Regions from separate parts of the Homo sapiens genome. Here all the other regions are linked to region 6. Evidence: chromatin loops called from intact Hi-C (ENCODE). Cell type or tissue: endothelial cell of umbilical vein. All regions are shown on one strand.

Region 1 (5,000 bases), 470 kb after region 6:
AATTTTCAAGAATACATTGTTATTAAGTGTAGCTGCCAAGTTGTACAATAAATCTCTTGAATTTACTTTTGTCTAACTGAACTTTTATATCCTTAGGCCAGCATCTTCCCCCCATACTCCCTATGCCCCGTATCTGGTAACTACCAGCTCTACTCTCTACCTCTATGAGTTGAGGTTTTTTAGATTTCACGTATAAGTGAAATGATGAGTTATTTGTCTTTATGTGCCTGCCTTATTCCACTTAACACAATGCGCTTCACGTTCATCCATGTTGTCATAAATGACAGGATTTCCTTGTTTTTTAAAGACTTGAATAGTATTTCATTGTGCGTATATGCCACATTTTCCTTTTTTTGTTTTGTTTTGTTTTTTTTTGAGACAGAGTCTCACTCTGTCGCCCAGGCTGGAGTGCAGTGGTGCAATCTCAGCTCACTACAGCCTCCACCTCCGGGGTCCAAGTGATTCTCCTGCCTCAGCCTACCGATAGCTGGGATTACAGGCCACATTTTCTTTATCCGTCCATCTCTTAGTGGACGCTTAACGTTGATTCCCTATCCTGGCTATTGTGAAGGGTTGAGTGACTTTAAAGATCAAAAAATGTTAGCAGAGCCAAGGGTGTATAGTTAAGTTTTCAATTCGCAATTTTTTATTCTTTCTGTCATATATAATAGTGCCTCTTGGTAGAAGTTGAAAGGAAAAATTGGTCTGAACTGTACTTAATCCAAAACTTAACTTGAAGTATATTTTTTTCTTCTGCTGTTTAAGAAGCATATGTATTTTATTTTATTTGAGACAGTCTCACTCTGTCGCCTAGGCTGGAGTGCAGTGGCGTGATCTCAGCTCACTGCAACCTCCGCCTCCCGGGTTCTAGCGATTCTCCAGCTTCAGCCTTCCGAGTAGCTGGGACTGCAGATGTGCACCACCATGCCCAGCTAATTTTTGTATTTTTTAGTAGAGACAGGATTTCGCCATGTTGGCCAGGCTGGTCTCGAACTCGTGACCACAAGTGATCTGCCTGCCTTGGCCTCCCAAAGTGCTGGGATTATAGGCATGAGCCACCATGCCCAGCTGAGAAGCATATATATGACTAAATTAATGTGGCTATTATTTTGGGCAAGTTCTGGTTAATTAAGAATTCTATCTGCTAAGCTGGTTGAGATTTCACTGTAGTTAGATTTTGCTTAATATAAGTTTGTGTCTGTTGTTAATTATGTAAATCCTTTCCTATGGAATGGAAAACAGCTAATTACCATTTTAATCTAATAGATTCTTGTTATGCAGATATTTGTGCACATTTGGAATAGATATGTTTCAGAAAAGCTGATTATAAAGCCAAATTTTATATTATGAGGCTTAATTTTCCCATTGATTTTCATTTTAAAATATAATTTGGGTTCCATTGGAGTGCCGGGGTGTGGTGTGTTCACTGGGCCATGGTCCCTGTTGCCCTGCTGGATTGATGTAGAAATTTTGAGTTTAGAGAACCAGAGTTTTAAAGTCCCATAACTTTGCATCTTCAGGTAATGTATACTGAATTTTTCTGCTCAGTTAAATGTATAAGAGGAAAATTCAGTCTGTCATTTTGTTTTAAGAGCAAATATCCTATCATTATGGGGTTTATATACTCCTTTAAAACTTCTCTTTTTTTTTTTTAAGAGAATAATTCTGATTTCTTCAGAATCTCCTGGAGAGGTAGTATTAATATAATGGAATACCTTTAAAATACATATGTTGCTCTAGTGAACCTTAATAACTGTGATTTTAAAAGAAATCTACCTTTAACAGATTTATTGTATTGTCTCAAATTTTCTAGATATTTTTTGAGATAAATATGTAACAAATGATTTTTCATTCATATTTCTGCTTCATTATAAACAGAGAGCCAGGTAGGGCCTTACTGTAATACTCATGCAAGTATAAAGTCACTTTGAAGTGTTTTTATTTTCTAAGTAGTTAATATAGATCGAATAACTGAATTGTTCAAGAATTTTGTGTAAGGTTTTTTGTTTGTAAATAGAGCAGTTTTCAGCTTACAACTGTAATAGCATCAACCACAGCTCTCATTAGATTTTGGATGTTCCTTTTTTGAATTTGAGGAAAGCTGGGTGGAGTTACAGCTAGTACTTGGGGGTCTGTGACCAATGTGGATCTGCTCTTCATGTGCCTATTGAAGAAAGAAAGAGAACCACTGGATTAAAATTAGAGGGGAAAATGATTTCTTAAATTTCAGTCATTTTCTCATTTTGAACATTGGGATTTATACTTTGTCCCATTCTGCATTGGGAATTTTAAAACTTGAGAATAGAGATTTTTGCCCCATTTCTTCATTAACTGTTCATCTTTTAGTATATGGTTTTTTAAGTATAGTTTTTCTGACAGCTACAATGTTTCCCTCTTCTTAGTTTTTATTTTACCAAGTCATTGCTCCAGTGGTTTTCAAAAGGATGGAGTATCTTTCTCTCTTTATGTGACCGTCCTGTATGAAAAAAAGTTTTCCATATTAATTGAAACTAGCCTCATTTTCTAGAGAAGAAACTATAATGTGACACTTTATTTGTTTATTTATATTTATGAGACGGAGTCTCACTCTGTCACTCAAGCTGCAGTGCACTGGTGTGATCTCGGCTCACTGCAACCTCCGCCTCCTAGGTTTAAGCGATTCTCCTGCCTCAGCCTCCTGAGTAGATGGGATTACAGGCACCTGCCACCACGCCCAGCTAATTTTTGTGTTTTTAGTAGAGACGGGGTTTCACCATGTTGGCCAGGCTGGCCTCGAACTCCTGACCTCAAGTGATCTACCCACCTCTGCCTCCCAAAGTGCTAGGATTACAGGTGTGAGCCACTGTGCCCAGCCCTGAAAAACGTATCTTTAATAATATTACTATGATCAAAATGAAAGTTTTTTAAACAATAACCAGAAAGCATACTACATTTCCATATGATGATCCAGTAAGGAGAGAGAAGGGAAAAATGAAAAGGGCCTTAGAGCATTAGCTCACTAATACCACCCTCCCAAAACGCACACACCTTTTTGAAGGCAGTATCGCCATCTAGTGGCTTTTCAGAACATTGTTATTGAAAGCAAAACTAAATTTTCCTAAAGTTGAAGGTATTAATGAGAGAGGAAGATAGTATTACCATATTTTATTCTTTTGTGTTTTATGTTCCCTAAAACATTGACTGCATTCATGATAAGTGCTTGGTTGATGCTGATCTGGGAGAAGGTGATCTTCATCTGGAGGATCCTCCTGATGCAGATGAGTGCAGGGAGCTTTGGGGATTCTAGGTAATGAAAAGGATCTTCTGAGAATCACTAGACAAGATTGGAACCATGGTAATAAAAAAATTACTAATAACAGATGAATGACAATAAATAATATGATTAAACAAGCTTCAGGAAAGGAGATCTCATTTAGATCATTGACTTTTAACTGTAAGATCAAGATTAAATTGTTCTCCCTTCAACTCTAATGGAGTAGTCTTCATTTTTGAGCATATAAAGTGGAAAGAATTCCCCCCTCCTTCTGTTGGGGGTATATCATCCGAGACATTACTGCTGAATACTTACAAAACTGAATTCCAATCCTTGATCTTTCTTCTGGTCTCCAGACCTTTTGTTTATTGGAAATCTCTACCCAGGTGATTTGGGTACCCTAAATTAAACCTTGTTACAAAACCTATCTATTTCATTCCCCAGAAAAATGTCTACTCCTTTTCCTTTATTTCCCGTTTTAGTTAAAGGTTTCCAGTCACCTCATATAGGCCATTGTAAATAGAATTGTATTGGTTTTTCTGTCCTCTGGTCTTTCTCCCTTATGGTCTTCTCTTCTGCCATTCCAGCCCCCCTGATAATAGCAATGTTGAACTATTTGTAGTTCCCTAAACTTGCTGTGCTCTTGAATGCCTTTGTGAATCTACATAAGCTGTTTCTTTTGTATGTAATTATACTTCTCACCTGAGTTTGACAAATTTTTTTTTTCTTTCAGTGTGCAATTCAGGCCCTACCGCCTTTGAAATCTGTCCTGAATCCCACAGGCATCATTGGGCACATCTTCTTTTATGTGTTTAGAGTATATTATTCATTCTATGTATTATTTATAGTACATGATTATAATTTATATTACCACCATTTTTCTTTTTTTTTTTTAAGAAAAAGAAGGGAAAAGGAAAGAACAAACTTAACTAACGTTTGTGTACATCACTTTATTATACATAGTTTCCTTTCACAAGAATTATTTTAAAAGAAAGTTGAGATGGATGATGTAGGTATCATTCTTATGTACATTTTAAAGTTACAGAAGTTTAGAAAATTTAAGTGCATTTGCAAGATCACACAACCAATAAGTAGTAGAGCTCAGGATCTTTTGACAGAAAGATTATTTTCATTATATGGGAGTGCTTCTCTGGTAAGACTCTGAATTCAGCCTTGATTACCTAGAAGTATCTTCCAGGTAGAGAACTCTAGGGGCCTCTCAAGTCTGCTTTAGAGGTACCATTAGGCTGATGGCAATTTTTAGAGTTCTTTTTTAGTAAAGGGTCTGCTGAATTTTGCTTTTTGTCTTTGCATCCTCCAAATATATTTTTGACAAATGAGTTATGCTGTAGGTTTAATCTTCCAGCAGATTAGGAAGTTATGTGATATTTCTACTTTTGAATCTCCCTTTGTCATATTGGATTTAATTATATTTTAAGCAGTTTGAAAGCTCTTGAAATATCTAATGAGAAATCTATAAACAAAAAATATTTTGATAGCAACAAATATTTAAAATTACCTGTAATTTTTCCCATGAAAGTTATATTAAAGTCTGATGACTTTTTTTTTTTTGAGATGGAGTTTCGCTCTTGTCTCCCAAGCTGGAGTGCAATGGCGCAGTCTCGGCTCAACCCAACCTCTGTCTCCTGAGTTCAAGCGATTCTCCTGCCTCAGTCTCCCAAGTAGCTGGGATTACAGGCACCTGCCACCACACCCAGCGAATTTTTGTAATTTTAGTAGAGATGGG
Region 2 (5,000 bases), 110 kb after region 6:
ACAGATTGAAAACTAGTATATTGAACTCTAAGGACATATCTCTTTCTTACACTGGAATTCTAAAGAAGAATGTACTGAGCATTACTTATTCTTTCATTCTTCTTAGATTCTTCTTAATCCTTTGGTGAAAACTGAGACACAAAATGGCTGCAAATAAGCCCAAGGGTCAGAATTCTTTGGCTTTACACAAAGTCATCATGGTGGGCAGTGGTGGCGTGGGCAAGTCAGCTCTGACTCTACAGTTCATGTACGATGAGGTAAGTGCTAATTTTATAATGGATCAAAGTTTAGGCTTTCAGAGAGTATTTCCCTAGCTTAGTTTTGGTGCTATTTTGTATGGATTGTTTGAATCCTTGAAATTACTAATAATTTTTTTTTCATTTTTGTGTTTAGAGCCATCTGTACATAACTTGATTTTACAAATCAGGAACTTATGGTCCTTAAAAACCTCAGGCTTTAAAAACAAAGCTAAACTAAAAACAGTACGCCTTTTTTTAGTAATCTAACTTTAGCTTTTTTGTTTTTAGGTTTTATTGGCGATTCCTACCTTTAATTAATAGAAGTGGTGTGTATAATACTTAAGAGAGACTTGAGGTTAACATATATAAAATATCTTTTAGGCTGGGCACGCACGGTGGCTCACGCCTAATCCCAGCACTTTGGGAGGCCAAGACAGGCAGATCACAAGGTTAGGAGATCGAGACCATCCTGGCTAACACGGTGAAACCCCGTCTATACTAAAAATACAAAAAATTAACTGGGCATGGTGGCGGGTGCCTGTAGTCCCAGCTACTCGGGAGGCTGAGGCAGGAGAATGGTGTGAACCTGGGAGGCGGAGCTTGCAGTGAGCCGAGATCGCGCCACTGCACTCCAGCCTGGGCGACAGAGCAAGACTCCATCCCAAAAAAAAAAAAAAATTCTTTTAATAAACTTGATGAAAAAGTCGTTTATTGTGTGTTTGGCATGGCACTACATTCATCATTAAGCAGGCCAAGTCACTAAAATTTATAATTACCACACAGGTTACAGATTTGTATGCATGTATTCATATCAGACTTCATCATCCCTGAGTTAAGGTGTAGCCTATATATAGCAATATAGTCTTTCCCTGCAGGAATGTTATCAAGTCTTAATGATTTAAGAGTTGGTAATCCAATGTAAGCATTTATCCTCACTTCTGTTTTCTCCCAACAAAAGCCAGGTTTTATGGTTGCAGACAACTTAGTCCTCGTAACAATCTTGTGTGGGAGATGGTGATATCCCCATTTTACAGATGTGAAAACAGAACCTCAGAGAGTTACCCAGCTTACCCAAGAAAAGTGATCTGTGATGAGCAACAAAGTGTTAAACCTAGTCTTTTGACTAAAAATATCCCTACAGATTTTTCCCACCCCATGTCTTTATCTCTTTTTTTACCTTTTATTTTTTTTAAATAGAGACCAGGTTCTCACTCTGTTGCCCAGGGCGATCCTCCCACCTTGGGCTCCCAAAGCTGGGATTACAGGTATGAGCCAGTGCACCCAACCCCCCATGTCTTTTTCTGTTGCCTGTGTCTCACCATTCTTTTTACACACATACATAAAACCCTTAAATCTGTCAGTTGCCATGCTTGTTAGTGAGCGAATTAAAAAGTTTAGGGAAGGCGTAGGCTGGAGAATCACTTGAGGCTAGGAGCTTGAACCAGCTGGCAACAAAGTGAGACCCTGTCTCTATGAAAAAATTAAAAAATTAGCTGGGCGTGGTGCTGCATGCCTGTTTTCCTAGTTACTTAGGAGGCTGAGGCAGGAGGATCATTTGCATTGGAGGTCACAGTGAGCAATGACTGTGCCACTGCATTCCAGCCTACACAACAGAGCAAGACCCCTGTCTCTTAAAAAAAAAAAAAGTTTGTGGAGAGTGGATTGAAATGGTACTTTAAATGAAATTACTGATTTATTCATTGAATTCTTTGTTTCATACTGTTTATTTAAGAGCTAATCTTCTCTCAGACTAATCCTTAAATCAGTCTCCTCTTGACAATAAGGAAGCCAAAAGTAAGAATATTCACATGCCTAATTTTTTTTTTTTTTTTTTTAAAGATAACGTCTTGCTCTGTTGCCCTGGCAGTGATGCAGTCTCAGCTCACTGCAACCTCCACCTCCCAGGCTCAAGCGATCCTCCCATTTCAGCCTTCCAAGTAGCTGAGACTATAGGCATGTGCCACTATGCCCAGCTAATTGTTGTATATTTTTGTAGCGACGGGGTGTATCCGTCTGTTCTCACACTGCTATAAAGAAGTACCTGACACTGGGGTAATTTATGAATAAAAGAGATTTAATTGACTCACAGTTCCACAGGCTTAACAGGAAGCATGACTAGGAGGCTTCAGGAGACCTGCAATTGTGGCAGAGGGTGAAGGGAAAGCAAGTGCATCCTCACATGTTGGGACAGGGGAGGGAGAGAGAGAGAGTGTGAGCGAGCACACGCGAGCAAGGGAGGAAGTGCCACACACTTTAAAAACCATCAGATCTCGTGAGAACTCACAATCTTGAGAACAGCATGAGGGAAATCTGCCCCCATGATCCAGTCACCTCCCACCTGATCCCTCCCCCAGCATTGGGAATTACAGTTCAACATGAGATTTGGGTGGGGACACAGAGCCAAACCATATCACGGGGTTTTGCCATGTGTCCCAGTCTGATCTTGAACTAACTCCTGGGCTCAAGTGATCCACTCACCTCAGCCTCCCTAACTGCTGGCATTACAGGCATGAGCCACCACACCCAGCCCACATGCCTAACTTGTAATGAATGACTAAGCACATTAATAGCATGTAAATGTGGTGGAATGTTATTTAACTTTTACAGTTACAAATACACTGTGTCCATTTTTAAAATAATTATTTATTGAGTATCTCCCATGTAACAGGCACTGTTATAGGCTTTAGAGATATAATGATGAATAGCATATGCAAGGTCCCTGCTCTGAGGGGTTAAATTCTAATGACAAGATACAGTCATAGCAAATAAATAAGAATGTATCAGATAATGAAAATATTTACAAGAGCTAATAAAAAACCCACAAATGTCTGTGTGTAAATGAATACATGCTAACAATGATATCAAAAGATAGGCCGGGCCTGGTGGCTCACACCTGTGATCCCAACACTTTGGGAGACCAAGGCAGTAGGATTATTTGAGCCCAGGAGTTCAAGACCAGCCTGGGCAACATAGTAAGGCCTTGTCTGCGTACATATACACATACTTATCATCTGCCTGCCTACGGTTTATCAAGGTATATTAAAGTGAGATTTATGGGGCTGACGATAGGAGTGGGAATGTAAAGTTGTTGAATTGTACTATTTAAAAAATCAAAAGTTTGGGAAGAAGTCTCATAAAGTTTAAGATTTGACTTTCTGTTGAGTAGTGTAAATCACTTTATTGACTTAGTTCATTTTAGAAAAAGAAAGGATTTAATGATACTTTCAGTGCTTACCAAAATATTGACCTTTAAGTTATTTCCACAGTTCTAGCATGAAAATTTATATTCAGAGTTACATAGAAAAAAGACTATTATAAATTTGGTAAAATATATGTGTAATAGTTTTTGCAGGTATTGTGTTTTAAGGAAGAAAAGCTGTTTTCAAGCTGTAAACAGCCTAGAGGTAATAACTCAGCCCTCTCTGTTTGCAAATGAGGAAACCAAGAAATTGTCTAAAATTAAAATTAGTGTAGTTTTTACCATTGGAGGAATCTGGGCAAAGGGTATACAGAACTCTTCTTGTACTATTTTGGCAGCTTCACATGAATTTATAATTATTTCAAAATAAGTTTTGAAACGTAATAATTAAAAAATTGGTGTGTTTTTATCTTTTCTAGTTTGTGGAGGACTATGAGCCTACCAAAGCAGACAGCTATCGGAAGAAGGTAGTGCTAGATGGGGAGGAAGTCCAGATCGATATCTTAGATACAGCTGGGCAGGAGGACTACGCTGCAATTAGAGACAACTACTTCCGAAGTGGGGAGGGGTTCCTCTGTGTTTTCTCTATTACAGAAATGGAATCCTTTGCAGCTACAGCTGACTTCAGGTATGTCCTAGAGTAATGTTGTTGCTTGTGACATACTATACAACAATTTCTTCCCCAGAAACAAGTAGACAACTAGAGGTTCTAACTTGTTAGTCTTTTACTCTGTCTCTAATTGTGTTTATTCCCTTTTTGATATCAGTATATGACTCTCTCTACTGTGTTATGTACACACAGTTAGGATACTTTGCATAGTCTTACAGCTCTCCCGGTGTCACCTGTATTGGAGTTTGATTTTGTGACAGCTTCAGTTACCCAGAGTCTCTATGAGTTACTGAAGTATTTCTCTTTAGTGTAAACTACTACTGCCATAACAGTTCATACTTAGAGCACATAATGGAGCTTACTCAGGTTTTACATCTTTCTCTGTTAGTCATGGTTTCTTAGCACCTATGTAATGCTCAGTAGGCACGTTGCCATCCTCCTCAAAATATAGATGCCCTGATAGCACAGACTGAATTTTTTGTTTCTTTTTCTTATTACATGGGAACCTTCAGAATGAATGAATTTTTAATAGAAATAATATCTCTGTAGATGGGCACATTAGATTGTTATATAATATTTTTTATTATTTATTGTTTAATTAAAATCTGGAATCCATTTGGTTTTAGAGGAGGTGGTTTTGGTGAAGGGGAAAGAGGTGCTCCTCTATATTTAAGAGGTATTTGGCATAGAGTTCTTGCGTGGTCTTGCAAATACTACATGCATAAATCAAGTGTTCTTTAATTAAATGATACATATTTTTATTTCTGTGTGAAGTGTCTTACTTGATTATGGAGGACAGAAAAGAAGCATGCAATGTATCCTCTATTTTCAAGATTCACACAGCCTAGATGAATATATAAGGCATTTAACCAAGAGCAAGTTAGTGACAAAGTAGGAACATGGGCAGTGGTTAGTGCAGAGGATCCGGGAGGGGAAAGAAGCTGGGAAACCT
Region 3 (5,000 bases), 320 kb after region 6:
CCCACCTTTCCAGACCAAACCAATGTACATCTTACATGTATTTGATGTCTTATGTCTCCCTAAAATGTATAAAACTAGGCTGTGCCCCAACCACTTTGGGCACATGTTCTCAGGGTCTCCTGAGGGCTGTGTCACGGGCCATGGTCACCCTCATTTGGGCCAGAATAAATCTCTTCAAATATTTTACAGGACTTGACTTTTTTTTGTCAACATTGAACAGTCTGTAGATGGCTGGTTCTGGGGCCTGAAGTCTGCAGGGCAGGTCCTCTGGGGATGAGGATGAGGATGGATATGAAGTGGAGGAAAGCAAGGATAAACTGGGACTCTTGAGCCCAAAGCTGGAGCCAGAGGACAGATTGGAGCCCACATAGGTCTTTTAGAAAGCTTCCAATTTCAAGGAAGTAGGTGTCCTATAGGGAAAGCTAGAGCCTTCCACTATGGAACCAAACATACATCTGGCCCAAGAGTCAGAGAAGCTGAAAGAGGCTCCAGCAAAATATGGAGGAGCTGTGAGCCACGGGCTGCCACCAACAAGGTGAGCCAACAGAAAAGCAACAACACGAGCATGTGCTGGGATGGTAGCTGGAGCCTGAGCCAGTCAGCTGAGCACAGAAGGGATACAGCTGCTGTTTCACCTCTGTCTTCCAAATTCCACCCAAGATGTCTCTTGTGGGCCATGCCAGCCTGGAACTATGCAGGGAAGGGGATGCTGGGAGACATTGTTCCAGCTTAGCTCAACTGCTGCAAGCCCAGGCCACACACTTGGGATAGGACGCCCTGCTCTTGCTGGGGAATCCCCTCCATTCTTTCCCTGGAAGTCAAACTGAAGAAAACAAGCCTCCTGCCCAGGGAATTTCTTTGCTTTCATGTTTGCTTTGTTCTCTGTTTTAGTGCCACGGTGGATGTATTCCCTGCTGCCAACTTCTAGTATGGACACCTGGGTGGGTGCCTTTGCTTCTCTTCAGAACCACCCACACCTTTCTATCCTTGGACTCTCCTCCCCAGAGGGGTCATTATCCCAATCAAACACAGTTATGATGAACAGAGAATCCCTGACAGTCACCAGGGATGTCACATAAATGACAGTGTAGTTATGTCTACCACACTGTTTATTCTTGATCTGTAGGATAAGTCTAGAACCAGTTACTTTTATTTAAATACTTTAACACTTGGTGATGGCATAATCTAAGTCAGTGGTTGTCAAACTTTTGCCTGTGGCAGAATCACCTGGAATCCTCTGATTCACATTTTGATTTTCTTTTTTTGTTTTTCTTTTATTGAGACAAGGTCTGGCTATGTTGCCTAGGTTAGAGTACAGTGGCTATTCACAAGTGCAACCATAGTGCGCTGCAGCCTCAAACTTCCGGCCTCAAGCTATCCTCCTGCCTCAGCCTCCCAAGTAGCTGGGACTGCACTGTATACACCGCAGCATCCAGCTCCATCCCAAGTTTCTGATTCAGGTCTCTAAAGGGGCCTGAGAACTTGCAGTTCTATCAAGTTTCCAGGGGATGATGATGACATTGGTCTAGGAGCCACACTTTGAGAACCACTAGCCTTGAGGTTAAGAGGACAAACTTCCAGATCAGACTCCATGGGCTGGACTCCCAATTCACTATTCGTTTGCTTCATGACCATGGGCAAGTTACTCAATATCCTCATGCCTCAGTTTCTTTAAATGTAAAATGAGGACAAAAATGGCACCTACTTTTGGGGGTTGTAGTGAGACTTAAATAAATTAATCCACATAAAGTGTGTGTCCATAAAGCACTATATTCATGTTTTATCCATAAAATACTCTATCCACATTAAGTATGGATACAACATACAGTAAACACTCAACAAATGTTTGCTATTGTTTTAATTCAGCATATGTTTTGTGAGTAAGTGACTATGTAGCAAGTGCATATCGAGTTCTAGATTTACAGATCTTTCACACTCATAAAGGCTGAGTCTAGAATACACAAGTCTTTGATTTAATTTCTCAGTAACTGACATTTTCTTGTCTCTTCATACCTGTCCCCCTCATATGTCTCCAATGATTATCATTGAGCTAGGAAGCACAAGCAAATGCATTAGGAAAAAAGTATTATGATAGAAATACAGCAAGTGTCAGCTCTTTTACAAAATATTATTCTAATGGAAAAACTAGCTTTATGGCAAAGTTTCAGTTTAATTTCCTAATTGTCCAGTGGGTGGCAGCACCACACGGGAATTTCGCAGAAGCGTATTGAATTCCCATTCCCAATCTTCGGCACCAGGCTGGCTCTTTTGCAATTTAAACTCCATTTCCTGGGTCTCAGATGCTTTCCTGTCTTTGTTTACTTTTTTTTGAGAGAGAGTCTTGCTCTGTCGCCCAGGCTGGAGTGCAGTGGCGCGATCTCGGCTCACTGCAACCTACACCTCCCAGGTTCAAGCGATTCTCCTGCCTCAGCCTCCCTAGTAGCTGGGATTACAGGCACCTGCCACCACGCCCGGCTAATTTTTTGTATTTTTAGTAGAGACAGGGTTTCACCATGTTGGCCAGTCTGATATCGAACTCCTGACCTCAGGTGATCCGCCTGCCTCAGCCTCCCAAAGTGTTGGGATTATAGGCGTGAGCCACTGCGCCTGGCCGAGTTAAATCTTTATACACATGTTAAATGATTTCCTTTGGATAAGTTCTTATTACTATAATTGCTGGGTTAAAAGGTATACTTGGCTGGGTGCGGTGGCTCACAGCCTGTAACCAGGAGATGGAGGTTACAGTGAGCTGAGATTGTGTCACTGCACTCCAGCCCGTGCAACAGAGCGAGACTCTCTCAAACAACAACAAAAGGTATACTGTACTGTACATATCTTTAAAGCTTCTGACACTATTCTCAATTATATGGACAACGCTGGATATTATAATTTTAAAACTCTCTGCAGTTCTTATAAAATAACCATTGTGTTTAAAATGTTACATTAAAATTGGTTTAAAATGGTAAATTATTGTTTTTCTTTGCTTTCATGGTATATTTAACTTTCTTAGTTTATAACTCGATTTTGTTTCAAGCTCTCTATTGATTAAATGGAACAAAATAAAATTAGTTAAATGGAATTAAACTAAATAGAATTCAATTGCCAGTTTCTGTGTGCATATATCCTTCCAGAGGTATTCTATGCATTTTCCACACAATACACATTTTTCTACTCCTTGCATTTTCATATTTGTTCTTTTTTTTAAAAAAAATCCTAGATTGACTTAAAAAAAAAAAAAACTCTTCTTAACACATGTCACCTGTTACTTAAGCCTCATAATGGTGACAATAACCCAATTTCTTAAGCAGTAAGTTATTTTCATTGCCTTCTTTTCCTTTCTTGTCATTTGTCTTTTCCTCCAGATGGAATAGTAGGAAGTCAGATCCTGAGAGTCCTGGGGACCCTGAGGAACAAGCTTGCTCACATCTGTGTTTTGTGAGCAGGAAAGGCTGAACACGAAGGCCCTGGGCCGAGCTGCAGAAGTCTCTCCTCTAAGATCTGTTGGCAGAGGTAACAGGTAAGAAATGACAGATTTCTCCTTGTAAGGAAGTCCCAATCTCTCCTCCTCAACCCCAAGTTTCATTTTTCTCATTCATCTCTCCATTTCTGTTCAACAATGCTTTGCATGTAATTGACACTATACAAATGCTTGTTGAATGAACAAATTAATACACAAAAATATCAATGAATAAATGCCAACCCCAGAAATATCTGGTTATGCCTGTTTGAATAGTCCTAGAGACTTTCATCCATGTGACTGGCTTACTGTGAACCATCAATGACAATGTAGCACAAATGCTAGCGGGATACGGAGGAGTCTTTTCCTGTTAGAGCTGGAAGAGGCCCTAGAGCTTATCATATCCCAAAGTCCCAAACCAGTGAACGCTAGCAGAGTATACTTATTTACCATGCATAATCTTGTTGCTGCTGATGTTGACTGTTACTTTGGAATTAGTTACCAACATAGAAAAATTAGGAGACTTCACAAAAAGTGATTCAGGGGCTGTTTGGGGAAAAAAACTAGAAAATAGCTACAGAAAATAGCCTGGGCTGACTAGTTGCTGCCCCTCTTGCATTCTATTTTATTAGTGTATTTATTCTTCTTGGTCTTCTTTCAAGAATGGCTCCCATTTTAGATGGAGTGTGTTCTATTCATTTAATGCAGCTCCCAACCACCCCCAGTGCACCTGATGCATAGACAGGACCTGTCCAGCCCTGGTAGCAGTTGCATTTGTGATGCCTAATTTAATCCTATGCCACTCCACTACCCTTTTTTCAATAAGAAAACTGAGGCCCACTCAATTTGCCTCCCTAAAAATGTGTCTGATTTGGGTCTCATTCCTACATTGTCTTCCATCCACTGCCATAGTAAACACTGAAAAATACAGATGTAACAAGGTCACCCTTCTGCTTAAAATCCTTCGGTGGCTCCTTACTAGTTTGGAAGATCCCAGTCTTCTTGTCATGGCTAATGAGACCTTTCAATGCAAAGCCTACTTTACCAGCCTTAACTCTGACAACGCTAATAAGCCAGCCACACCAAACATCTTCAAGTTATTTTACTCTGCCATATCGTTTTGTGCCTCACTATCTCTGTCTATGCTGATCTCTTTGCCTGGAATGCCCATCCTTATCATTTGTCTGACAAACTCATGCACATTCGGCACTTAGCTCAGGCACCTGTGATTCTGCCCTGCCAATGCCTCCACCCTCCTCCTACTTCTCCTCCTCCTCCATCATCTCTGAGCCATAGGGCTAAGCTCACACCTCTATTTATAGCTCTTAGAACAGTCAGTTATAACTTCCCTACTAGAGTATGTGCTCCTTGAGGGAAGAGACCACAGACCATTCATTTTTATCTTCTGCATTTTTTCCCAGTGTTCAATAAATGTTGAATAAACAAATGATTATCTTGCTCCAGGTGACTTTGTTAGTGACCTAGCTGTGAGAAAATATGGTCTTCAAGTTTTAAAGGAATCCTTTAAAGGTTTAAAAAAAGT
Region 4 (5,000 bases), 71 kb after region 6:
GTAGAGGTGACAGATTTGCCAGCCAATCAGTTGTGGGCTGTGAAAGAAGAGTTAAGAATGACTCCAAGGGGCCAGGTGCAATGGCTCACCCCTGTAATCCCAGCACTTTGGGAGGTCGAGGCAAGCGGATCACTTGAGCCCAAGAGTTTGAGACAGTAGAGGCAATAAGTCAAAATCCAGTATCTACAAAAAATACAAAAATTAGCTGGGCATGGTGGCATGCGCCTGTAATCCCAGCTACTCAGGAGGCTTGAGGTGGGAGGATCGCTTGAGCCCAGGAGATCAAGGCTGTGCTGAGCTGTGATCATGCCGTTGCACTCCAGCCTGTGCGACAGAGCGAGACCCTGTCTCAATAAAAATAAAAGAATGACTCCAGGAGTTTCAGTGTGAGCAACCTAAAGAATGAGGTTGCCATTTACTGATAGAGGGAAAGCTAAGAGAGAAGCAGGTTGGAGTAGGTTAAACCAGGCATGGAGTTTTGGACAGTTTGGAATTTGGACAGTTAAGTTGCCTATTAGACAACTAGTTTTATGTGTTAAGTAGGCAGTTACATGTGAATCTGATGTTCAGGGGAGAGATGAAATCCAGAGATATAAATTTGGATGTCATCCCCATATAGATGCTATACTGAGTATTATGGTTTGAATGTTTGTGTTGCCTCCAAAATTCATGTTGAAACTTAATCCTTAATTCAACAATATTAAGAGATGGTGCCAATAGGAGGTGATTAGTTCACGAGCGCAGAGTCCTCATGAATGAGATCAGCAACTTTATAAAAAGGCTAAAGGAACTAGCTAGGCCCTTTTTTGCTCTTCTGCTCCTTTTCCTAGTGAGGACACAGCATTCGTCCCCGCTGGAGGATGCAGCAACAGGGTGCCATCTTGGAGCAGATGATGGTCCTCACCAGACACCGAACCTGCTTCAATTTGGACTTCTAGGCCACAGAACTATGAGAAATAAATTTCTGTTCTTTATAAATTACCCAGGCTTACATGTTTTGTTACAGCAACTCAAACAGCCTAAGTGAACTCATGAAAGGAATGAATGTAGATAGAAAAAAGAGGCCCAAAAAGAGATGGATGGAAAAAGAGAAGCCATAATGACTTTGGAAAACCAGGTGATTGTGGTATCCTGGAAACCAAATAAAGAAAATGTTTTAAGAAAGAGGGAGTGATGATCTGGGTCAGCTGCTACTGATAAGTGAGGTATAACGAAGATTGAAAATTGACTGTTGGATTTAGCAGTGTGGAGGTGACCTTAACAAAAGCTTTATATGAGTAGGCTTGGGAGAGAATAAAAGGAACAGAATTGGAGACAGTGAGTTTGAGAAATGAAGTAGGGTTGAGAGTTTTTGTTTTATTTTTAAGATAGAAAAAAATACATTTGAATCCAGTAGAGAGGAACAAATTCATGGATGAAAGGGGGAGAATTTCTGGAGCAGTCTCTGTTGAGTTGGCTAGAGGGAATGAGATCGGCATGAGTGGAAGCATCGGGCTTACTAGGATCTTGATCAGTTTCATTTATAGCAGGGGTTGGCAAACCCCAGCTCTGGAGCCAAATTCAGCCTGCTGCCTGTTTTTAAAATAAAGTTTTGTTGGAACATAACCTTGTGCATTTATTTAGGTATTGTCTGTGACTGCTTTCAAACTATGGCAGCAGAGTTGAGTAGTGCTGCAGAGAAGCCTAAAATATTTACTAGAAAGAGTTTGCCAACCCTTAGATTTACAGTAACTGAAGAAAAGATAGGATGAAATATGAGTGGGAGAGGGGAAGAAATAGGTATCAAATCTAGGGAATTGAACATTTTGAAGAAGGTAGTAAGACCCCTTTTCTGGTTTTGGTCAAACCACATAGAAAATCAGAACTTTGAATTTAGACTTGCAGTCTCGGTGCTTTTTCCTAAGGCGGGTTCTTGGAAGGGGCCCTAGTCTCAAACTGTAAGCTAACTATATAGTTATCTATTGGGGCTGTGTTATAAATTACCAATATCTTAGCTGCTTAAAACAACAAACATTTATTACCACAGTTCCTGTGGGTCAGCAATGTGAAAGCAGCTTAGCTGGATGGTTCTGACTTAGAATCTCCCATGAGGCTGCAATCAAAGTGTCAGCCAGGGCTGCAGACTTCTGAGACTTGGCTGGGTCTAGAGAGTCGGCTTCGTATCTTATTCATGGCTATTGGCAGGAGGCTTCAGTTCCTTGCCACATCAGCCTCTCCTTTGGACTAGTCATAATGTGGCTTCCCCTGTAGAAAGTAATGAGACAGAGTGCCCAGGACAGAAGCCTCAGCCTTTTATATCCTAATCTTTGGAAGTGACATGCCTTTACTTCTGTATCGTAGACAGTCCCCGACTTAGGATTTTTCAGCTTTACAATGGTGTACCATCATTATGTTTTTCACTTTCAACCCAGTATTCAATAAATTATATGAGATAGTCAACAAACACTTTATTATAAAATAGGCTTTGTGTTAGTTGATTTTGCCCAACTGTAAGCTAATATAAGTCTTCTGAGCATGTTCAGGGTAGGCTAGGTGTATTAAATGCATTTTCGACTTATGATGTTTTCAACCTAACAATGGTTTTGTTGGGATGTAACTCTATTGTATGTTAAGGAACATCTGTATATTTGTCACACAGACCGACCCTGGTACAACATAGAAGCCCACATAAGGGCGTGAATACTAGGATGTGTGGGGATTGTTGGAAGCCATCTTGGAGGCTCCTCACCACACTGATCCACTTGAGTGTCTGCAAAACTCCGTGTCATGTGACCAGTGTTTCTACAATTGCTGAAGCAGCTATTTGTGACAGTTTGATTATATTGGAGCCTAACCACAAATATTTTAAATATTTTTCCTTTTTCACTAAGCTTTTTTTTTTTCCTGATTACAAAAGTAACATTTGTGGTAGAAAACTGGAATACAGTTAGGCAGAAAGCCCTGGAAGTTAAACATTTTTCATATTCCCTTGTTCAGATTACTCTTAGTGAAATTTTATTTTGCTATCTAATTTTTTCATGTTTGTAGTAATACATATCTGTTCAAAATAAAGTTAATATATAAATGCTGTTTGTAAGCAGCTTTTATTTTCTGAACGTTTTTCAGTGTTATTCAGTACTCAGTGTCATTTTTAAACGACTGTTTTATGGTTCATGGCTATCCATAATTTTTTACTATGATGAATAATGTTACAATAAATATTCTTATCGCTAATTTTCTATGGATAATCATGACACTGATAGCCATTGTCTCAGTCCATTTCCTGCTGCTAGAGCAAAGTACCACAGACTGGGTAATTAGTAAAGAATAGAAATTTCCTTCTCATATTCTGGAGGCTGGGAGGTTTAAGATCAAAGTATCAGCAGATTCAGTCTCTGGTTCCAAGATGGTCCCTTATTGCTGCATCCTCTAGGGAGGAGGAATGTGGTGTCCTCCTATGGCAGCAGAGCAAGAGAGGGTGAAAGGGCAAGGTGAAAAGTGATGAACCTGTCCTTTTATAAGGGCACCAATCCCACCCATGAGGGTGGCCTCTTATGGTTTACTCACTTCTTCAAGGTCCCACATCTTAATACTGTGGCAATGGCAGTTAAATTTCAACATGAGTTGGGACAAACATTCAAACTGTAATAGCCATTCCCCACCCCATATCAATTCTTACTAATAATTCACATACAAATTCACCAAAAGTAATAATTGTAGGTATAAGTTTTATGATATTTGCATTAGTTTTTAAACAGGACCATAGTAGGGCTTCTAGGGATGAAGGTCCGTTGGTTTTATTGGGTTCTCAAGGATGACTAGGATATTCAAATCCTCAGTTAATTTGCAAAAATTGTTCAGTTGCTGTAATCATAGGAGTAACATAAACCTGTTGGAGTGGATATAAGAATAAAGCAATTCTAATATTCCTCAGACTCCTAAACTTCATAATACCTGTATAAGGTAAGAAGCAAGAAAAGTTTTACAGAGGTTTGCTACTTTCTAGAGTGATTTTAGTAAATGCCTATCAGAGGATTTGAATTTCTTTGTAGTCAAATCTTGATGTAGTTGAATTAATTAATTTTATTATTATTATTATTATTTGAGATGGTCTGTTGCCCAGGCTGGAGTGCAGTGGTGTGATCTTGACTCACTGCCACGTCTGCCTCCCAGGTGCGAGCAATTCTCCCACCTCAGCTTCTCAAGTAGCTGGGATTACAGGCATGCACCACCATACATGGCTAATTTTTGTATTTTTAGTAGAGATGTGGTTTTGCCATGTTAGCCAGGCTTGTCTCAAACTATTATTATTGTTAGCCAGGCTGGTCTCAAACTATTATTATTATTATTATTATTTTTTGAGACGGAGTCTCACTCTGTTGCCCAGGCTGGAGTGCAGTGGTGCGATCTCGGCTCACTGCAACCTCCACCTCCCAGGTTAAAGCGATTCTCCTGCCTCAGCCTCCTGAGTAGCTGGGATTACAGGCATGCGCCACCATGCCTGGCTAATTTTTGTATTTTTAGTAGAGATGGGGTTTCACCATGTTGGTCAGGCTGGTCTCAAACTCCTGACCTTATCATCCGCCTGCATCAGCCTCCCAAAGTGCTGAGATTACAGGCATGAGCCACCACGCCCGGCCTATTATTATTGTTTTTTGAGATAGGGTCTTGCTCTGTCACCCAGGCTGAAGTACAGTGGCACAGTCATGTCTCACTGCAGCTTTGACTACCTGGCTTAAGCCATTCTCCTACCTCAGCCTTCTGAGAACTGAGACCACAGATGTGTTCCACCATGCCTGGCCAATTTTTAAAACATTTTTAGTAGAGATGAGACCTTGCTATGTTGCCCAGGCTGGTCTCAAACTCCTGAGCTCCTATAATCCTCCTACCTAGTTGTAATAATTTATTTAGAATAATTTATTTAGAATTTATTTATTTAGAATAATTATATGAAGTGTCACCTCAGCTCAGCAGAATTCTCCCTCACAATTCCATTTTATTTTTTAGGACCTTTTTGAACA
Region 5 (5,000 bases), 170 kb after region 6:
TGTCCTGATGTCCCATCATTCCAAGCACTCTCCTCCCGGAAAGCCATTGTGTGGCCCAAAAGAGATAGAGCATCTGAAAATGATTTTTAGACAAAGGCCAGACAGGTTGAGGATTGTAACTAGGTCGGTGACTTCCTGAGGTCCCTCAACATCTGGACATGCTGGAGGTAGGGGGCTCTAACTGTGGGGCCCATTGAGAAGGTAGAGGACTTGCCCAAAATGAAGACATTCCTGAGGCAGCTGGGGGTGACCTTTGAGATTTCATTATTCTGGCCTGCCCATAGTTCAAAATTTGGCACTAGTTTTCATGGAAAAATGCTGTCTGCCTCAGCCATGAGACCTCTTTCACTGTCTGCAGTTCCGCTTCTACCTGGGCCCAGCTGAGCCAAACTTAGCTCCTGAACACAGGTGGGCCAAGCCACTCCGTGGCTCAGAGATAGGGTGTCCATGTCTCCCAATTTGCCTGTGACACTCCTATTTATGCCTGTTGTCTTTTTTTTTTTTTTTTTTTGAGACCAAGTCTCACTCTGTCGCCCAGGCTGGAGTGCAGTGGCACAATCTCGGCTCACTGCAAGCTCCCCCTCCATGGTTCACGCCGTTCTCCTGCCTCAGCCTCATGAGTAGTTGGGACTACAGGAGCCCGCCACCACGCCCGGCTAATTTTTTTTGTATTTTTTTTTTTTTTTAGTAGAGACGGGGTTTCACCATGTTAGCCAGGATGGTCTCGATCTCCTGACCTCGTGATCCACCCACCTTGGCCTCCCAAAGTTCTGGATTACAGGTGTGAACCACCGCGCCCGGCCGCCTGTTGTCATTAATACTGCCCCGTTCACTCTCCAAAGTGTCACAGTTTGAGCGATAAATTATTTGATCTCCTTATTCAGAATCCTTTCTGCTATTCTCTCAATAGTTTGCAAGATTTGGCAGCCAAGGTTTGCAGAGCAAGGTTCCAGGGACATGACACTGGTTCCTAAAAAGGTAAAAGGAAGAGAGAGTGCAGGAAGGGTCTAAAGCTTTCAACCCAGTGTGGGAAAGACCCAGGAGGCAATAATGCCTGCTCTGGTTCTCTTCCCACCTTCATGGTCACCCTCATTTGTTGAGCTCCTGCATTGCCTCTCCAGGTAGCAGGAATCCAGATACATAAAAGGCAGTGCACTGATCTCATCCGGTGATTAGGAGGAAATCGAACATTCATCCCACATGAGGAACATTTACTGAGCTCTGCCTGGGGCCAGGAATCCAAAAAGAACTTCAGAGAGTAAATAAAGAATTATAATAGAGTGAGGTGAATGCTGTGAGGTAAGCTGAAGGTGTCACAGGAGCCCAAAGGAAGAACTTGCTCACTTTTCCTGTAAAGAGGGTGGGATGCATAATTGGAAAGATGTCACCAAGGAGATGTGTGAGCCTGGCTCTGCAGACAAGACAAGGTATCAGGTACCTCTAAGTGGGGGCAGGGAATTCTCAGCTTTCAAGAGCCAAACAGCCACTATTAGAAGCATGTGTTGGCCAGCAGCAGAGACCCAGGCAGGCAGATGAGGAAGATGAGTTACTTCCCCAAGGGTGGGGCTGGTGCTCCTTCAAGCCCTCCCTCTTAGGGCCAGTTTGTGCCAAGACCTGAGCAGGGGTTGGAGCTGAAGGTCAGCAGCAACTATATGGCCTGCAGAAGAGAAGGGGTGGGGCTGAGTCAGATACACATTTATCTGATATCAGTTCAATTTCCCGGGGGGCAGGGTGGAAATATGGGCACAGTGTGTCCAGGCAGAGAAGCAGAAAACATGGGCCCCAAGGCACTGGTTTATGCCTGACCACAGGGAAAGGTTTAGAAACAAGCCCTGCCTAGTCCACTCCTCCACCCCCCTCCACCCGCCATGATTTGTCCAACGGCTGGCTCCATTTGGCAGTATGCCCCGAGGATCTGGATGCTGAGGATGACTTAGGTTCCAGGGTCTGGCCAAGGTAACCCAGCACTTCAGCCTACATCTTCAGCATCACTGGGCAGGCTTATTAAACACAAGATGCTGGGCCCACCCCTGAGTCTCTGATTCAGCAGGTCTAGAAGGGGGCCCCCTAAATTATGCTTTAACAAGTTCCAGGTGATTCTAGTCCAGGGACCATGTTTTGAGAACCACCAAGGTAATCCAAGCCGGGTATCCTCGTTGACCAGGGGCCCTGGAGATGCTGCCTGGGGCTAAGGCAAGGGCACTGGATTTGAAAGCTGAGGGTTCTGGTTGCGGGCTGGCTCAGGCTACTCGGTTGCCACATGTATAAAAGGGTAATTCTGCATCTTAAATAAGACCTTAGATGTGAAAGCCCTTTGTCAACTGAGAGGTGAGATTTGATGTCAGTTTTTTTACATGCAAACCTAGGGCTGTAAAGTTTGCTCATTTCTCCTAAAATAATTATGGCTGTGGTCTGAGGACCACACGTACAACAGGATCCTCTGGGAAGCTTCCTAGAATGCAGACTTTGCAGCTCTAAATCTTGATGTGGACCCTATCATCACATTTACATTTTCAACACATCTTCAGTGATTCTTGTGCACCCCAAGGAATTTGAAAACCACTTGCTTATGCTGGGGCGGTAGTGAGGGATGGAAAAAAGCTGTTCTTCCGTTTTCTGATCTGCTGTTGGGCCAGGAAGATCCCCCGCCCTCGCCCTGAAGTTTCCTTGCTGCCAGCATCCTTTGGGAACCTCTCATCTCAGGAAGGCTGCCTCTCTGCCCCGTCATTTTCCTCCTGGCTCCCAGCTGCATGCAGGCGCCACCTCCTGGCAACATAGTTCTTTCACTCTTTTTCTCCTGTTGTGTTAATCAGATCCTCCCCACATTAAGTGTTGAGAAAAAGAGCCTTTCCAATGTCAGAAAGAAATGTGATTCTCTTATATTTGAGGGGTTTCGATGCCTCCTTAAATGTCTTCACTTCTTGTGATTTTACTATTCCACTCTCTAAAAAACAACAACAATTAATAAATATATATACGTTTAATTCTTAGTTTTAATTTAATTTTTTTTTTTTTTGAGACAGAGTCTCCCTCGGTTGCTCAGGCTAGAATGCAGTGGTGTGATCTCAGCTCACTGCAACCTCCGCCTCCCAGCATGCACCACCACGCCCAGCTAGTTTTTTTGTGTGTTTTTCATAGAGATGGGGTTTCAGCATGTTGGCCAGGCTGGTCTCCAACTCCTGATCTCAGGTGATCCACCTGCCTCAGCCTCCCAAAGTGCTGAGATTACAGGCATGAGCCACTGTGCCTGGCCTTAGTTTTAATTTTTAATACAGTAAATATCAACATATATATCTCACATAAACAAAAACATTTTGGGGCCGTGTGTGTGTGTGTGTGTGTGTGTGTGTGTGTGTGTGTGTGTCTGTGTGTGTATGTGTGTATTTTTTTTAACTCTAGGTGCTAACCTTAAATAATTCTCCTCTGGGCCAGATGTGGTGGCTCATGCCTGTAATTCCAACACTTTGGGAGGGTGAAGCAAGAGGATCATTGGAGGCCAGGAGCTTGAGACCTGCCTGGGCAAGACCCAGTTTCCGCACACACAAAAAAGAAAAAATTAGCCAGGCATGGTGGCAAGCACCTGTGGTCCCAGCTATTTGAGAGGCTGAAGTGGGAGGATCACTTGAGCACAGGACATGGAGGCTACAGTGAGCTATGATCACACCACTGCACTCCAGCCTGGGTGACAGAGTGAGACCCGGTCTCTAAAAACAATAACAATAATAGTCCTCTGTATATTTTAAGAGAACAAAGGATTCTAAGACCAAAGAGTTTGCGAATCACTGACTTATATATTTATAAAATGGAAACAAAAGTCTCACACTACAATAGTCATCCTTACATCATACAATGCACCCTGAGGCTTTCCTTTCTATTCCATTTTATTTCATCCTTTTAAAAGTACTGATGCTGGCCAAGAAAAGTTCATTTGCGATAGCTTAAAAAGCATTCAACCAAAGTATGGGAACAGTATGTAATTTTCTGGGGTCCACTTTTTATTTAAGTTAAATGTTGTTATTTAAATTTAAAAAGTGCCTAAGGCCACATTAGCCTTAGGATCATGTTCTTTCTTCTAAACAGAGCTGAATTTACCATGCAGTTAGTGAAGCTCAGGTTCAAGGCTCCTGACTTTCACAGGCCCCTCCTGGACCCTCTACCTATTTTTTACCTATAATTTGGCATTCTTTTCTAAAAGATCTGTATCTGTAATCTGTATAAACTTCAGGCCCCACAAAACCCAGATCCACACTTGCTACTAAACTATATTTTTTTCTGTATATAAGCTGGAATGTATTAAAATAACGTAGTTTTTGCTTGCTTTTCTAATTAGAAACAATGATAGTTAATAGTCAATTTTTCTAATTGAAAAAGAGCTGCTGGTTTGCATTAAGTCTCTTTGGTTGAGGAAAGAAACCCACATGAGTTAGTTATATTTCAAGGAAAAGGGAGCTGACTTTAAGGACACATGTGCACTGGAACTACAGAATCATCCAGAACCAGTCTGTTCCTTTCCCCCAGTGGTCACAGGCTCTCTTGCTCACAGCCTCTCTGCTGCTTTCTTGTGAATCTGTCCATTCTGTCCTCCTCCCTTTATGGCTAAGCCTCTTCATACTCATGAGTTGCACATGGCCCACAGGAGACTTTTGCTAGCTCTAATGGTGAATTAGCCCAGTCTCCCTCTATTTCCTAACTATCAGTTCCTCAATGAGGAATCTGATTGGCCCAGCTCAGGTTTCTAAGACATGCCACATCATAGATTGCTGGCCAGTCTGATATAGGCCACCCTTGGATCAAGTGCCCAATAAGCCATAGCTATGGAGAACAGGGTCGTGTGGTACCAACCTTAGTCTGTAGACAGGGCCTTATCCCTTAGAAGAGACTAGTCAGCAACAAGCTCAGCAAACCATCAAACTGATCTGAATTCAAACTTTGATTTTTTGCTCCATATATTTAGTTGGATTTAATATTAATTAATTTATTTTTTCAAGAACCAGAGTCTC
Region 6 (5,000 bases):
AGCCAGCTGGGCTCGTGAGTCTAGTTGGGACTTGGAGAACCTTTATGTCTAGCTAAGGGATTGTGAATACACCAGTCAGCACTCTGTGTCTAGCTCGAGGTTTGTAAACACACCAATCAGTGCTCTGTGTCTAGCTAATCTGGTGGGGACTTGGAGAACCTTTATGTCTAGCTAAGGGATTGTGAATACACCAGTCAGCACTTGGTGTCTAGCTCGAGGTTTGTGAATACACCAATCAGTGCTCTGTGTCTAGCTAATCTGGTGGGGACTTGGAGAACTTCTATGTCTAGCTGGAGGATTGTAAATGCACCAATCAGCACTCTGTGTCTAGTTCAAGCAGCGCTCTGTGTCTAGCTAATCTGGTAGGGAGTTGGAGAACCTTTATGTCTAGCTAAGGGATTGTAAATACACCAATCAGCACTCTGTCAAAACGGACCAATAAGCTGTCTGTAAAACAGACCGATCAGCTCTCTGTAAAATGGACCAATCAGCAAGATGTGGGTGGGGCCAGATAAGGGAATAAAAGCAGGCTGCCCAAGGGTCTAGTTGCAGGCTGCCCAAGGGTCTAGTTCCATGTTGTGGAAGCTTTGTTCTTTTGCTGTTTGCAATAAATCTTTCTGCTGTTCACTGTTTGGGTTTGTGTTGTCTTTGTGAGCTGTAACACTCACTGCAACGGGCTGCAGCTTCGCTCCTGAGGCCAGCGAGACCACGAACCCATTGGAAGAATGAACAACTCCAGACGCGCTGCCTTATGAGCTGCAACACTCACCGCGAAGGTCTGTAGCTTCACTCCTGAAGCCAGTGAGACCATGAACCCGCCAGAAGAAAGAAACTCCGAACACGTCTGAATATCAGAAGGAACAACCTCCGGACACACCACCTTTAAGAACTGTAACACTCACCGCGAGGGTCTGCAGCTTCATTCTTGAAGTCAGTGAGACCAAGAATCCACCAATTCCGGAGACTACATCGTCATACACCAGGCTAAACAGTTACGTTAATATAATAGCATTTACCAGTCATTACAAATTTTACAATGAATAAGTTAATATTACAATATAGCAAAACTTTAAAAAATACAAAATTATGTTTTAGTATAGTTTCCGCTACTAAGAAAGTGCAGAAAGAAACTACACAAAGGCAAAAACTAGGTGAAAACAAACCAAGATGTTAGTTTCTAGCAGGATCCCTGGTGCATAGTTCTAATAACAGTAAGGAGCTGGAGGAAAAAGAGAGGGGAAGTAATGGTTAACGCAGGCAGTGTTTACTATATGTAGGCACTATATTCTAAAAGCTTTACATATATTAATTTCTTTAATCCTCATAATAGCCCTCTCCTGCAGAGCTGCTTTTATGCCCATCTTAGAGATTAGGAAATCGAGGCACCAAGAAGGCTAAGTAATGTGTCCAGTTTGTAGCTACTAAATGGCCCACTTGAGATTTAAACCAAGGCAAGCCTGGTTCCAGAGTGTGTACTCAGGGTGGATGCTTACTAAATAATAACATGGTAGCAGTGACTGTGTTTAGTAGGGGGACTGTGAGCTATGTGTTTACTTTGCTGTTAATTTCTATTTTTCTATGAGAGGCCGAGGTGGACAGGTCACTTGAGGTCAGGAGTTCGAGACCAGCCTGGCCAACATGGCAAAAACCCATCTCTACTAAAAATACAAAAATTAGTCTTGTGTGATGGCAGGCACCTGTAATCCCAGCTACTCAGGAGGCTGAGGCAGGAGAATCGCTTGAACCCAGGAGGTGGGGGTGCAGTGAGCTGAGATCACGCCACTGCACTCCAGCCTGGACAACAGAGTGAGACTCTGTCTCAAAAAAAAAAAAAAATCCTGCTTTTCTGCATTTTTCAAGTCTTCCCCAGTCAGCAAGTATTATTTTTATTTTAAAAATGTATGTAATAGCCGAGCTACGTGTCTATAGCTCACACCTACAATCGCAGCACTTTGGGAGGCTGAGTTGGAAGGATCACTTGAGCCCAGGAGTTTGAGACCACACCAGCCTGGGCAACATGGCAAAAGCCTGTCACTACCAAAATAATAATAGCCAGGCATGGTGGCATGCAACCTGTAGTCCCAGCCTCCTGGGAAGCTGAAGTGGGAGGATCACCTGAGCCCAGGAGCTTGAGGCTGCAGTGAGCTGTGATCGCACCACTGCACTCTAGCCTAGGCAACAGAGTGAGACCCTGTGTCTAAAAAAACAAAAAAAGCATAATAACCAACAGTTATAAGGAACAAAAAATTTACCAGATTTGTTTGCTATACATGTAGAAAAAGAGATGGTCCCTGCCTACTCGAGGGGAGAATATTATGTAGAAAGTGGTTTAGCACATATACTAAAGGAGAAACTAAATTCTCCTCGGACTTCTTAGACTTTCTATCCTCCAAACGGGAAGATAGTTTATGTCACTCATTTTGTGATGATGTGTCTAGCTTTTACATATTCCTATTCAACTGAAAGGAAGGGTGTTAGCTCACCACTCACATATGTGCATACTGCTGCAGATCTGCCAAAAAGAGCCAAGAGTCCTCAGTGTGTAACACTCCGTTTTCTTGCCCTATAAATAGTCTGCTCTTTCCAAAAAGAAGATCAAAGTACTAATCAGAACTACCTACAGATTGAGTTCTGCGGAAGTTGAATCCTGGTGCTTTCATGCATGTGTATGCAACTCACCACTGAGAGAGGCCTTGGACCTTTGGATCCTCTTTCTTTCGAAGAAGCTGTTGAGTTAGTTCAAGGCCACTAGGTGGTGCTCGTGCACCCTGATAAGTTAGCACGTGTTTCATTCCTTGGTAATGTGCCCTTTGCTTAGACCTCATGGTCACAAGTACAAGAAGCTAGTGATTATCCCTAAAGCTATACCAGACAGATTGAGCCATTTGTGAAGTTGGGTGGATGAGGAGGGCTTTTGGGGTATGTCGACAAATAAGAAATTAGGATCCTCCTGTTCTTGTTTAAATTCTAGGCTGAGAATTTTTCTAAATCAAAATAACTGATCATAAGAAAACCTGTTCAAAAGAAAAAAGCACCTTTTTTCCAAAGCTCTGAGGCCTAAAAGTAAACACCTAGAACCCAAAGCATGCAGCCTTCAATCAGAAGCAATGTAAAATTCTAACCTCACCTGCAGGAAGCATCTCTACTTGCCAAGCAGGACTGCACCTAAACTGTTTCAAACAACACTTGCAGTTCATCTCTTGATCTCACTCTCTCTTTTTCTCTCACACACACAAACACAACTTTTCAGGATGTAAACATAGGGAGAGACAACAACTTTGTTAACCTACTCAAATATATCACAACTCTTCTCTTTTTAGTCAACAAATCGACAACCAACTAGGTTTTCCTCTCATCAAATACAACTCTAGAATAGTTAAGCCTGTTTCCTTATTAATGACATAGTCATCGTTATCTATGTAACATGGCTTTGTTATTTATAAAAGAAATATATGGTTCTAGATAGATTTTTAAACACAAAACAAATGAGTTGTCAAATTGCTTGTAATAATGAAATATGAGAGATTTGACAATAGTATAATGATAGCTTTTGCCAATAAAGCAAAATGACTGAAATTGGGGTATAATGTAAATAACCTGAAAATAAAATATCTTCTTTTTCTTATTTGGAGGCATTGCAAAACACCTTTCTTCCAAAATCAGATTCTGAAATAACCAAAAACTCTCTAACCTGTAATTAAAAATTACACCATGGAACAGCAAATTATTATTAACAACTAACCACCCTGGCACGGTGGCTCATGCCTATAATCCCAGCACTTTGGGAAGCTGAGACAGGTGGATCACTTGAACCCAAGAGTTCAAGACCAGCCTGGGAAACATAGGGAGACCGCATCTCTACAAAAAATACAAAATCAACCGGGCATGGTAGTGCACACCTATGGTCCCAACTACTTGGGAAGGCTGAGGCAGAAGGATGGCTTAAGCCCAGGAGTTCAAGGCTGCAGTGAGCCGTGATCCTGCCACTGCACTTCAGCCTGGGTAACAGAGTGAGACCCAGTCTCAAAAAAAAAATAAAAAACAAGAAAATAACCATAAAAATAGCTTTTTAAAAAGTAAAAGTTAATTTTTTTTTTAAGAGATGGAGTCTCACTCTGTCACTAAGGTTGGAGTGCAGTGGTACAATTACAGCTTATGGCAGCCTCAATCTCCTGGGCTCAAGCAATCCTCCTGCCTCAGCCTCCCAAGTAGCTGGGACTACAGGCACTACACCAGCTTCTGAGAACTGTGTCTGTAGGTAGTTCTGATTAGTACTTTGGTGATATTCTTTCTGGAAAGATCAGACTATTGATAGGACTATACCATGCCGGGCTAATTTTGTTGTTGTCATTTTTGTTGTTGTCATTGTTGAGATAGGGCCTCACTGTGTTGCCTGGGCTAGTCTAGAACTCCTGGGCTCAAGTGATCCTCCTCCCTCGGCCTCCCAAAGTGCTTGAATTCTAGGCATGAGCCACCATGCCCAGCCAAAAAAAAAATTAGTTAAAAATAGTTATTTTAACTAACCATATAATTTTAACCTATCAGCTGTTTAGAAATGACTGCAATAGAATTGAATGTAGAAGGAAAACTCATTTAATTCATTTGTAGAAGCCAATTAAAAGTATTTTCATTTAAAATCACATTGTTTTGTCATTCAAGCTGCCAAACGATATATTATTAGTCTGTGATTTTTATCTTATAGGCCAATATGAGGTCTGTATGATGTCTGAAATCTGTCACAATGTTCACTTATGACCCACCCCATTTGTCAGCTTAGAGAGCGTTTTTTATTTCTGTCAGTGTGCTGGAACAAAGGATGGCCTTCATGAAAGGTAGCAGAAGCACTGAGGTCAGAGATGGGATTTCACTCAGCTACTCATCAGAGACCTTGCCTCTTTAGTGTGAACATGATACTTCTGACCTCATCACAGGTTGCTTTGTCTCCAAGGAAGTAACCAGGGACAACTTGAGAAAGTCAGGCAAAGTAAGTTGCCATTGAC

The links. A loop is a pair of places that touch in the nucleus more often than their neighbours do. Peaks named below come from ENCODE experiments on the same cell type or tissue, not always from the same donor. Only the 100,000 strongest peaks of a DNase experiment are listed, where the experiment ranks them.
Region 1: a loop joins it to region 6, with 10 times the contacts of the local background. A loop is called at or near these places in 30 of 110 quality-filtered maps.
Region 2: a loop joins it to region 6, with 4 times the contacts of the local background. A loop is called at or near these places in 6 of 110 quality-filtered maps.
Region 3: a loop joins it to region 6, with 7 times the contacts of the local background. A loop is called at or near these places in 5 of 110 quality-filtered maps.
Region 4: a loop joins it to region 6, with 2.8 times the contacts of the local background. A loop is called at or near these places in 3 of 110 quality-filtered maps.
Region 5: it touches region 6 in a loop (13-fold over the local background); 110 of 110 quality-filtered maps call a loop at or near these places.

What each region holds. Positions count from the first base shown.
Region 1 is chr7:40,049,623-40,054,622 of GRCh38, forward strand. All of the region lies in intron 7 of CDK13 (cyclin dependent kinase 13), which reads left to right. Among named protein-coding and RNA genes, the nearest start is that of MPLKIP, 82 kb to the right of the region's middle. In endothelial cell of umbilical vein, a CTCF peak has its summit at 3,071 (motif pointing left); DNase peaks (open chromatin) are centred at 209 and 3,029; H3K27ac peaks cover 355 bases.
Region 2 is chr7:39,686,525-39,691,524 of GRCh38, forward strand. RALA (RAS like proto-oncogene A) reads left to right here. Exons shown (of 5, transcript NM_005402.4): 2 at 107-257; 3 at 3,858-4,066. The coding sequence starts at 144. Among named protein-coding and RNA genes, the nearest start is that of LINC00265, 45 kb to the right of the region's middle. RefSeq lists an enhancer at 2,306-2,600. In endothelial cell of umbilical vein, no CTCF peak of the experiment used is centred here; a DNase peak (open chromatin) is centred at 2,287; H3K27ac peaks cover 1,219 bases.
Region 3 is chr7:39,894,335-39,899,334 of GRCh38, forward strand. It overlaps LOC101928688 (a long non-coding RNA gene), which reads left to right. Exons shown (of 9, transcript XR_001745176.2): 9 at 3,363-4,904. Among named protein-coding and RNA genes, the nearest start is that of CDK13-DT, 53 kb to the right of the region's middle. In endothelial cell of umbilical vein, a CTCF peak has its summit at 2,190 (motif pointing right); a DNase peak (open chromatin) is centred at 2,197; H3K27me3 peaks cover 1,464 bases.
Region 4 is chr7:39,648,709-39,653,708 of GRCh38, forward strand. The region is part of intron 1 of RALA (RAS like proto-oncogene A); the gene reads left to right. Among named protein-coding and RNA genes, the nearest start is that of RALA, 28 kb to the left of the region's middle. In endothelial cell of umbilical vein, no CTCF peak of the experiment used is centred here; no DNase peak of the experiment used is centred here.
Region 5 is chr7:39,743,604-39,748,603 of GRCh38, forward strand. All of the region lies in intron 1 of LINC00265 (long intergenic non-protein coding RNA 265), which reads left to right. Among named protein-coding and RNA genes, the nearest start is that of LINC00265, 13 kb to the left of the region's middle. In endothelial cell of umbilical vein, a CTCF peak has its summit at 2,789 (motif pointing left); a DNase peak (open chromatin) is centred at 2,758.
Region 6 is chr7:39,577,847-39,582,846 of GRCh38, forward strand. It overlaps a transcript of YAE1 not described here. Among named protein-coding and RNA genes, the nearest start is that of YAE1, 14 kb to the left of the region's middle. RefSeq lists enhancers at 2,452-2,531, 2,552-2,601. In endothelial cell of umbilical vein, a CTCF peak has its summit at 2,751 (motif pointing right); a DNase peak (open chromatin) is centred at 2,785; H3K27ac peaks cover 529 bases.